2 separate regions of the Homo sapiens genome follow, and region 1 is linked to region 2. Evidence: chromatin contacts called from ENCODE Hi-C or POLR2A ChIA-PET data. All regions are on one chromosome and are shown on one strand. The core of a region is the stretch at or near the end of the contact, and the rest is flanking DNA. Distances in the headings are between cores, read along the strand shown. Region 1 overlaps RERE (arginine-glutamic acid dipeptide repeats). Region 2 has its middle 27 kb from the start of LINC01714.

Region 1 (5,567 bases), core at 569-3,068, 580 kb before region 2:
TGCAACCTCCGACTCCCTGGTTCAAGCGATTCTCTTGCCTCAGCCTCCCGGGTAGCCGGGATTGCAGGCACGTGCCACCATGTCCTACTAATTTTTGTATTTTTAGTAGAGACGGGGTTTCACCATGTTGGCCAGGATGGTCTCGATCTCCTGACCTTGTGATCCGCCTGCCTCGGTCTCCCAAAGTGCTGAGATTACAGGTATGAGCTACCTCGCCTGGCATAATTTTGTATTTTTAGTAGAGATGGGGTTTCACCAGGTTGACCTGGCTGGTTTTGAACTCCTGACCTCGGGTGATCCATCCACCTCAGCCTCCCAAAGTGCTGGTATTACAGACATGAGCCACCGCATCCGGCCTTTTGTTTGGTTTTATAACAGCTTTATTGAGATACAATTCACATATCATATAATTTACCTACTTAAATTGTACAATTCAATTGTTTTTTGTGTTCACAGAGTTGTGCAATCATCACTGCAATTTCAGAACATTTAATTATGCCCAGAAGAAATCCTGTATCCATGAGCAGTTACTCCTCATTTCCTCCTCTACTCATCCCCCAGCCCTAAGCAGCCCTTAATCTTCTTTCTGTCTTTATGGATTTGCCTATTCTGGACATTTCACGTTAATTGAATCATGTAGTCTTTTGTAACTGGCTGCTTTGACTTAGTATAATGTTTTCAAGGTTCACCCATGTGGTAGCATAACATCTGTACTTCATTCCCAATAAATGCCAAATCATAGTCCATTGTGTGGCTATGCCACATTTTATTTATTCACTAGTTGATGGACACTTTGAATGGTTCTACTTTTTGGCTGTTAAAAAAATGCTGTTGTGAACGTTCATGTACAAACTTCTGTGAGGATGTGTATTTGCATTTCTCTTGGGGTGACTTCCAAAGCCTAAGAGTGAAATTTTTGGGGGGTATGGAACCTCTGTTTAACATTTTGAGAAACTGACAAACTGTTTTCCAAAGTGGCTACACCATGTTACAATTTTACTAGCAATGCATGAACCTTGCAGTTTTTCCACATTAGCACTAATACTTACTATCTGGGTTTTGGATTGTAGCCATTCTGATGGGTGTGAAGTGGTATCTTACAGTTTTGATTTGCATTTCCCTAATGAGGTTGAGCCTCTGTCTTGTGCTTACTGGCCCTTTGCTTTTTTGGAGCCTTTGATCTTTTAAAAATAGAAATCTGGGTGAATTACGTCCCTGAGTAATGGCTGTGTGGTGAACATTCTTTTCTTCTTAGCCTGGTCACCTCTTGCTTGCTTCAGTTTACAGGTAATTTTCTTCAGGGAGCCTTCCTTGAACCCCGGCTGTTTGCATTCAGCCCACTCTGTTGTTGTGATTGTTTATCTAGACTTCCTTTCTGACCACACTAAGCATAGTTAACAGAGATTATACTTGGCATGGGATTGACTGGATGACTGAATACATAGATGACTGTAGCTTTTTTTTGTTTTTAAACATTTAACTTAAGAAAAAAATTCTGTCTTGGAGTTAGTACCCGAAGCAGTATTTCATGATTTTTGTGTGTTCCTTGTTTCCTCTCATTTTCCCGATGGCACTAAGGCACCTGGCTGGGATCCTATAGAGAGCGACACATTGCAGTTGCTCTCTGCATAGTAAGCTTCCCCCAAGAGTCATAGATGAGGCAAAACCCATGTGTACTCTGAGGCCAGGGCTGAGTGCATAAGGAGCAGCTGCAACTTGCCCTGGGGATATTCTTTGACCTGGAGGAGGCAGTGATGAGGGAAAGGGAAGACAGCGTGGGAACCATCTTGATAAGAAGCATGGGGTTCTGAGAAATAGCCTCCTAGGATTGGTACACTGCAGCTGGTGGCAGAGGTCTTCTTGACCTTGAGTTAGCTTTTTGAGTGAGAATAAATAACAGTCAACTAGCACCTTCACTTCCTGAATTATAGGAGGGACTTTTTTTTTTTTTTTTTAGACGGAGTCTTGATCTGTTGCCAGGCTGGAGTGCAGTGGCGTGATCTCGGCTTACTGCAACCTCTGCTTTCTGGGTTCAAGTGATTCTCCTGCCTCGGCCTCCCGAGTAGTTGGGACTACAGGTGCGCATGCCACCACACCCGGCTAATTTTTGTACTTTTAGTAGAGATGGGGCTTCACCATGTTGGCCAGGATGGTCTCTATCTCCTGACCTCGTGATCCGCCTGCCTCGGCCTCCCAAAGTGCTGGGATTACAGGCATGAGCCACCGTGCCCGGTCTTGTTTTTTGTTTGTTTGTTTTTTGAGACGGAGTCTAGCTCTGTCGCCCAGGTTGGAGTGCAGTGGTTCGATCTTGCCTCACTGCAACCTCTGCCTCCCAGGGTCAAGTGATTCCCCTGCCTTAGCCTCCTGAGTGGCTGGGATTACAGGCGTGCGCCTCCACATCTGGCTGATTTTTTTGTGTTTTTAGTTGAGACGGGGTTTCATTATGTTGGTCAGGCTGGTCTCAAACTCCTGATTTCAAATGATCCATGCGCCTCAGTCTCCCGAAGTGCTGGGATTACAGGTGTGAGCCACTGCGCCCAGCTGGACATCATTTTTAATACTGCATGGAAACTCTTGATTATGGGAGTAGATTTTTTTTCTTTTAGTTTTCAAGAAGTACCTCTTACTTATTTTTTTAAGGACGTCTTATTTCTGAACTGAGAAGTGAATTACACCCTATGATTTTTTGCAGAGTTGTACAAAAACAAATAGAATCTGGATTTGTTCCTATGGTTGTAACTTTACTGAGGTAAATATTATCTTTCTCCATCAAGCTGTCTAGAAATAATCTTCTGTTTTCATTTTCGTCCTCTAAACCTGCTATATATTGCAGATAGGAAATTTCTGAGTCACTGTTTTCTTTTTTAAGCTTACTGGACCCTAACTTCTTTTAGTCTTCCATGCCTAGATTTTTGCTGATTGAGGGACTGTGATAATTTTTTTTTCCTCCTTTGCTCAAGAGTGTGACTTTACTGTAGAAGGCAAAATACTAATTTTCCATGGTCCCAGGTCATTCTGGAATTTTGAGCTCCTAGTCTTCATTTATGTGGTGTAGTTTCTCCATAAGCCTTGCCATAAGGGGAAGAAAAAGAGGAGCTGACCTTATGGTGGAAACATCAATGTTTGGAGAAGAAGTATTGGAGAAATAAGGAGGCTGTTTTAAACAGGGTGGTCATTAAGGTCATCTTGAATCGTTTAGTCCATTATCAGAGGAAAGTCCCCCTGAGGCTTCATCCAGAAGGACCAAAGCTGAGGCCCTAGGAAATGTTCCTGGCCTCAGTGAATAGTAGAGTTAGATGGTGCCTGACCTAGCTAACTGATGCTACTTTTTTTGTCTTCAAATAAAATAAGCACCTTTCTCGGGTATTCTAGGAACCAAAAAGGGCTGGTTTCATGGAAATTATGATTAGTCTTCACAATTTGTATGTTTTAAAAAAATTAAGTAAATGGGCACAAGTTCTTGTGCTGAAAAGCTTGTGTTATAACCGAGAAAGCTGATTTGTAATTTTTTCATTCATTTGTCAAATATTTAAGTACCTACTGTGTGCAAGTATATTTTCACCAGAATTTGTGGGAGACTCACAGTTCAATTAGACATTGAACCTTCTCCTAAGGCGCTTGTCTTCCAGTAGGGTGACGATGCTTGTATGTCAGTACAGGTACTTGTGATAGGAGGCTGAAATTGGTAAGGGTCAAGTGAGGTACTGCTGAAGTTCAGAGGAGGAAGCAATGACCTCTCCTTAGGGGAAGGAGATTACACAAGGTTGCTTGGAGAAGGAGGCATTTGGTCTGAATCTTGAAGGGTTGATTGGTGGGGAATGGAGCCTTTTTGAAGGTGTTCTGATAAAGGAGTGACATGATAGAGTTGTGTTTTAGGATAGCTATTTCTAGTATGTCATGAAAGGAAGAGAGTGAAGACTGGGTGGAAAGTAATGAGAATCTAACCTTTCTTTTTTCTTTTCCTTTTTTTTGAGACAGAGTTTCACTCTTGTTGCCCAGTCTGGAGTGCAATGGCGTGATCTTGGCTCACTGCAACCTCCGCCTCTTGGGTTTAAGTGAGTCTCCTGCCTCAGCCTTCCGAGTAGCTGGGATTACAGGCATGCACCACCACGCCCGACTATTTTTTTGTATTTTTAGTAGAGACGGGGGAGTTTCTCCATGTTGGTCAGGCTGGTCTTGAACTCCTGACCTTAGGTGATCTGCCTGCCTCGACCTCCCAAAATGCTGGGATTACAGGCATGAGCCACCATGCCCGGCCGAGAATCTAACCTTTCTAACTGTAGGGGAAATGAAGAGGTATGACAGATGGGAGACGTTGTAGAGGTAGAATTAGTTGGATTTGGCAACTGTTAGAACAAGGCATATAGTCTTACATGTGGGGGAGGTGTGAAGCATAGGTAATTTGCATTACACCTGTGCCATTAAAAAATTGGGAACACAGGAGGACAAACTGATTTGAGGAAGAAGATGCTAATAAATACAGCTTTTTATTGAGATGAGTGATTTTTGTCATTAGGCAGATGGAAATATTTAATATCTTGAGAAGTCATCAAGGTTAAGATGGAGATACTGAGAATGGGGTAGTTGAAGCCCCGAGGTGGAATAAAATTGCCAAAGGATTTAGTGTCAGATGTATCTTTTCCAAGTTTGTCACATTGCAAAACCTGAAAATCCTCCAGTTTTAGGACAGGATTGCTCTGGTGTTGTTTAAAGAACTCAGATTCTTCCTTTGAGTTTTTATTTCTCTTTGAGGTTCTTTCATTTTGATTCTCATTTTGGTAAGACGGTAAAGCATAATGGTTCCGAGTCTGAGCTTGAGAACAGAAGGATTGGGTTTGAATCCTTGTTCTGCCACCTCTCTGTCCTGTAATCCTGTTAGAGTTATGGAACGTCTTTGTGCCTCCATTTCCTTGTCTATATAATGGAGCTGATAATAGCTAAATGATAGGGTTGTTTATACATTAGTGGGATAATGTATGAAAATAATTTAGCCTGGCACATGGAACATAAGAAGTGCTCCATAAATGGTAGCTAATGTTGCCCTGAGAGTCTTGCTGGCTCCACTGCTTCTAATCCTAGAGTGTAGAGCTTCTCTTTTTAAATATAAAATTGTACAAAGTGTTTTGTTTTCATTTAGCATAACTGACACTGGCTGGATTTTCAAAGAATTTAACTTAGTATTAATATTAGTATTCCAAGGGAATAATTATAGTAAATATATTAAGAAACCATCCTGGGTGACAGAGCGAGACCCTATCTTCAAAACACAACAAAAATCCATGGAAATGGGCTTAAAATATCAAAAGCCTGTCCAAATTCAGTTACCTGTTCTTGGGCTTCCTGCTACCCTCCCTGTGACCTCTCACCCTTCACACCAAGGAACTGTGTCTCTCACACCTCTACCAGGTCCCTGCAGATACTTGCAACAAAGCTGTACTACTGACCCAGGACTCTTTCTTTTAATTCATCTCCGATTTTTGGCATCTTATCTAAGGCTGACTTTTGTGGACTGTGGTGATTGATATAAATGATGTATAAATGATTGTCTTAACTATTACAGGCCTAGG
Region 2 (5,341 bases), core at 814-3,313:
GCTTACTCATTCCACCAAGCACATTCAGTCCAAACCCCTAGAGCCACTTGTCATATGACAGGCAGGGCAGCACAAAGTCAGCCACTCCACAAAATCACCCATCTCAAGGTGTGGCAGCTTTTTACTCTAGCTGAGAGATGGACAAAGGGCGTAGGAACTTAGCCCCTAGTACAAATTTTACACAGAAGAATCTTTCACATGTTTAATTCAAATTGTATTTTAACTGTTGATATTAGGAGAGGCACAAATCACTTCAGTTGCTTTTGGTCTTAGTTGTGCTCACAGTGTTGAATACTTGTGCTGCCAACAGAGTCAGTAAAAGCTCGAAAACCTCTGAAGTCTAAAGCCCAAATTCAAACTCTTAACAAGGACCTTGTCTTGCCACATCAATACAGTCGACTGCCGAGACAGCCGCACCCTCAGGCCCAGAGAATCGGGCCTGGTAGTGCCCTCCGAGCTCTGTCATATCATGGCCTTCATAGAAAATGCAGTGTTTGGCTGGGCGTGATGGCTCACACCTGTAATCCTAGCACTTTGGGAGGCTGAGGCAGGTAGATCACCTGAGGTCAGGAGCTTGAGACCAGCCTGGACAACATGGCAAAACCCCATCTCTACTAAAAATACAAAAAATTAGCCAGGCATGGTGGTGGACACCTGTAATCCCCGCTACTTGGGAGGCTGAGGCAGGAGAATCACTTGAACCTGGGAGATGGAGGTTGCAGTGAGCCAAGATTGTACATTGCACTCCAGCCTGGGAGACAAGAGGGAAACTCTGTCTCAAAAAAAAAAAAAAGAAAAGAAAAGAAAATGCAATGTTTTGGGGGAGACACTCCTCTGGGGTAAGCAGATGAGGATGCTCACAGCCAGGTACCTGGGATCAGCACCTTTTTCATCCATTTGAAGCCCATATACCCTGCATGCTGGCTGAGAAGCCCTAGACTGAGATAGGTACTTTATATATACCAACTCCTTTCATCCTTACAACTACCCTACAATGAAGGCACCCTATATTCTCTCTTCATGATGGAGGACATTGAGGCACAGAGAAGTGAAGCAGTTTGCCCAAGATCACACAGCCAGAAAGGGTCAGTCATCTCTAGCCCAAGGTTCTGGGTACCTACCTCCCCACCATTAGCCTCTCTAATAAACCATTCCAGATTATCCCATGGTTTCCAACTTAGCCAAACCATACCATGCACTTATTTATTTATTTATTTGAGACGAAGTCTTGCTCTTGTCCCCCAAGCTGGAGTGCAATGGCACGATCTCGGCTCACTGCAACCTCTGCCTCCCAGGTTCAAGCGATTCTCCTGTCTCAGCCTCACGAGTAGCTGGGATTACAGGCGCCTGCCACCATGCCCGGCTAATTTTTGTATTTTTAGTAGAGACGGGGTTTCACCATGTTGGACAGGCTGGTCTCGAACTCCTGACCTCAGGTGATCCGCCCACCTCGGCCTCCCAAAGTACTGGGATTACAGGCGTGAGCCACTGAGCCCGGCCTTATACCATGCATTTAAAAACTCAAGTTCATGGCCTGGTTTCCCACATTGCGTATGCATTTTCACACTTCCTCTATCTAATCTTTCCTTTTTAGATTCCAAACTGCTAGAGAGCATGAACGAAACAAAATGCTGAGCGCAGAGTAAAATACCTTTGGCCAAATGACCAGTCACATCAAACCTGTTTGCCTCTATTCCCGTAGGCTCTCAGAATGTTTGAAGATGTTAAAAATGGGGGGAAAGCAGCGAGACCCTGTTTTATCAGCATATGATTGGTCCAAAAAGAAAAGAGGATACTGCTAAGTTTCTCATCTATACAGGATGCAGACATTGAATGCTTTCGCTTTCTTGTGCTTTTTTTTTACTCTCATATATTGGGAACGCCTTATTCTTTCTGGCCCTGTTTCATATCTGTGTTTCGATCTCTGTGAATTCTCAAGAATGCAGTGCTACTACATGAGTCACACTTGAACAACCCTAAAACAAATAAGTAAACAAAAAGCTTCAGAAAGCTCACACACTTGTTATTACCTGAAATTGATGTGGTTATAGACTGACATCCTACCAACCAACGCAGAATAGGCTGATGAAAAGAAGCATTCGTTGTTTGCAGAAGTTTCGCCAGCCAGAACACAACACAAAACTTTCTCTGGGTTGCAGTGAATCACCTAAGTCAGGAAACAAAGTGATTTTAACGAGTAATAGTCACAATGCCTTATCTTACTTGTAATATTTACAAAATGTTCTTGACATCACCAAGGCCGCAGCCCTAGAAAGAGGAGGGAGAGCGGACATGGGCACATTCATTCAGTCCCTGCTATGTGCCACGTGCTTCCATTCACATGGTAAAAAAATCTCAGGCCGGTGTGATTATTCTCAATTTCAAGATGGAGACACAGAGTCACTGAGATAAGGAATTTACTCCAAATCACGCAGCTAGAGAATGGGGCACTGGAGTCCATGCTTTCACTCCACCAGGCTGCCTCTTGGAGTTACCCAAGAAAAGCTTTGAGAAATCATGAGAATTCACTAATTTCCCAAAGATTTCATTTTACCCCTATACTTAGCCAGAAAATAACATTTTCTCAAGATCCAAAACTGTTAATTCTGTTGAAGAAGAGTCAAGGCAACCAACATATCTGAATTGCCACACTACGTGCTTTGATTCCTGGAAAAGATACATGATCTTGACGCTCATACTTTCCAGTATCCCCTACAGTGAGATGTTGGAAACTTACGTATCACAGTATTCATCGTCCCCCAAAATATAAATGGGTCAAACTCATTGAGTTAAAAAGCAGACATTATCATCCTTGGATAAACCCTGTTAGGGAGCCATCTAAAGCAAAAGGACATGGAAAAGTTGAAAGCAAAAGGTGGGGAAAAGACACCAAAAATATATTAAACAAAAGAGAACTGGCATAACTACATCAGTATGACACACACACAAGGACTCTAAGACAGAAAAGGTTCCTATATGAAAATGAAATTTTCGTGTCACCAAGAAGACATAATAATTCTAAATGTATATGCACCTAATAAAAATGTCTCACACCATATACATAAAAAAGTAATAGAGGTCGGGCACGGTGGCTCACACCTGTAATACTAGCACTTTGGGAGGCTGAGGCTGGCAGATCACCTGAGGTCAGGAGTTCGAGACCAGCCTGGCCAACATGGTGAAACCCCACCTCTACTAAAAATGCAAAAATTAGCCAAGTGTGGTGGTGCATGCCTGTAATCCCAGCTACCTGGGAGGCTGAGGCAGGAGAATTGCTGGAAGGTTCCAGCTGGCAAACTTTCACCTCACCAGGAGGTGGAGGCTGCGGTGAGCCGAGATCGTGCCACTGCACTCCAGCCTGGGCAACAGAGTGAGAATCTGTCTTAAAAAAAAAAAAAAAAAGTAATAGAAATGGACAAATCCACCAATTTTTTTTCTCAATAATCAGTAGGTCAAGCAGCAAAAAAGAATCAATAAATAGGCCGGGCACAGTGGCTCATGCCTGTAATCCCAGCACTTCGGGAGGCTGAGGCGGGTGGATCACCAGAGGTCAGGAGTTCAAGACCAGCCTGGCCAATAAGGTGAAACCCCATCTCTACTAAAAATACAAAAAAATTAGCCGAGTATAGTGGCAGGCACCTGTAATCCTGGCTACTCAGAAGGCTTAGATCATGCCATTGCACTCCAGCCTGGATGACAAGAGCAAGACTCCATCTCAAAAAAAAAAAAAAAGAATAAATAAATATATTTGAAAAATTTGATTAACTACTTTGATGTAATGAACATATGTAAAACTCTAAAAGCAATCATTAGAGAATATCCATTCTTCTTTTTTTTTTTTTTTGAGATGGAGTTTCGCTCTGTCGCCCAGGCTGGAGTGCCGTGGCACAATCTCGGCTCACTGCAACCTCCGCCTCCCGTGTTCCAGTGATTCTCCTGCCTCAGCCTTCCGAGTAGCTAGGATTACACATGCCCGCCACCATGCCTGGCTAATTTTTGTATTTTTAGTAGAGACGGGGTTTCACCATGTTAGCCAGGATGGTCTCGATCTCCTGACCTCGTGATCTGCCTGTCTCGGCCTCCCAAAGTCCTGGGATTATAATCATGAGCCACTGTGCCCGGCCCATTCTTCTTAAGGACACATGGAATGGTTACAAAAATTAATCAGATCTGAGGTCATAAAGCACATCTCAACAAATTTCAAAAAATTAGTATCACATCCATCACATTTTTTAAACAAAATGTGATTAAGTAGAAGTCAATAGCAAAAAAGATAAATTATGAAGTTCTTGTGTATTGAAATTTAAAAACAGAATTCTAAATCATGGCTCAAATCATACAAATCTAGAAATACTCAGAACAATAATTTTTAAAATATTATTTAGAACTAGCATATTATAGTGAAAGCTATAATGCATAGTTTTAAATACATATATTTGCAAAGAATACAGTCTGAAAAGTAGTAAGTTAACTTCAACTAACAAAGTAATGGGGGAAAAACATAAATCCAAATAAAGGAAAGGGAGAAGGTAATAAAAAAAGAGCAGGTAATTAATAGGGAGAATAATACCATACAGTAGATAGAATCAACAAAGCCATATGCTGGCCCTTTGAAAAGACTAATAAAATAGACCTATCTCTGGTGCTATATTGATCAAAAAAAAAAGGCACAAATATTTAACTACAAACTCAGCAGAAGGTTTTTAACTACAAATACAGCAGAGATTTTAAAAATAAAGGAATAAACAGTTTTATGCTGATATATTTGAAAATTAGATGAAATAGACAAATTTCTAGAAAAATATAATCATGCTGACTCAAGAAGAGATAGAAAGCTTGAATAGTCCTACAATTATTAAAGAAATTGAAATAATATTAAAAATCTTGCCACAACAAAACACACAGGCTCTGAGGGTTTTACAGGTGAATTCCTCAAAACTTCCATGAGACAAATATTTCAATCTAACAAAAAGTCTTCCAGCACACAGAAAGAAAGAGAACACCCTCCAGCTCATTCTATGAGTTCAGTATAATTTTAATTTAAAAACCAGGGAAGATCAATAAGAGAAAAATCATAAGCCAAGCTCATTCACAAACATAGGTGCAAAGTCCTTTTAACTATTAGCAAAATAGATCTAGCCATGTTTTAAAAAGATAATGTCATATTATTCCTGGAATGCAAGGATGGATCGATATCCTAAAATCTGTATATGTCATGAAGAATTAACTATACTCAAAGATAGGTCTGGTCTTTGTCTCACCACCTGGGAGGTAACCTCTAAACCCTTGAAATTTCCTGAGTAATAAGAGTGTTTTTGTTACTCATGGTGGGCTTTTTTGG

Evidence for each region. A loop is a pair of places that touch in the nucleus more often than their neighbours do. ChIA-PET counts read pairs that join two places held with the same protein, here RNA polymerase II (POLR2A). Pooled maps may share reads with other maps.
Region 1: a map of left cardiac atrium shows a loop between it and region 2 (10-fold over the local background). The contact joins two enhancer-like sites. A Hi-C loop is called at or near these places in 1 of 168 maps with a recorded cell type or tissue (left cardiac atrium) and 2 of 50 pooled maps. POLR2A ChIA-PET finds 5 or more read pairs at or near these places in 2 of 52 experiments (PC-9 and activated CD4-positive, alpha-beta T cell).

What each region holds. Positions count from the first base shown.
Region 1 is chr1:8,760,327-8,765,893 of GRCh38, reverse strand. The region is part of intron 1 of RERE (arginine-glutamic acid dipeptide repeats); the gene reads left to right. Among named protein-coding and RNA genes, the nearest start is that of RERE, 55 kb to the left of the region's middle. RefSeq lists an enhancer at 1,774-1,823. Within about 2 kb of position 1,818, at least 4 of the 41 ENCODE cell types and tissues checked have a DNase peak (open chromatin) inside an H3K27ac peak, as active enhancers do.
Region 2 is chr1:8,179,198-8,184,538 of GRCh38, reverse strand. No RefSeq gene overlaps it. Among named protein-coding and RNA genes, the nearest start is that of LINC01714, 27 kb to the left of the region's middle. Within about 2 kb of position 2,063, at least 16 of the 41 ENCODE cell types and tissues checked have a DNase peak (open chromatin) inside an H3K27ac peak, as active enhancers do.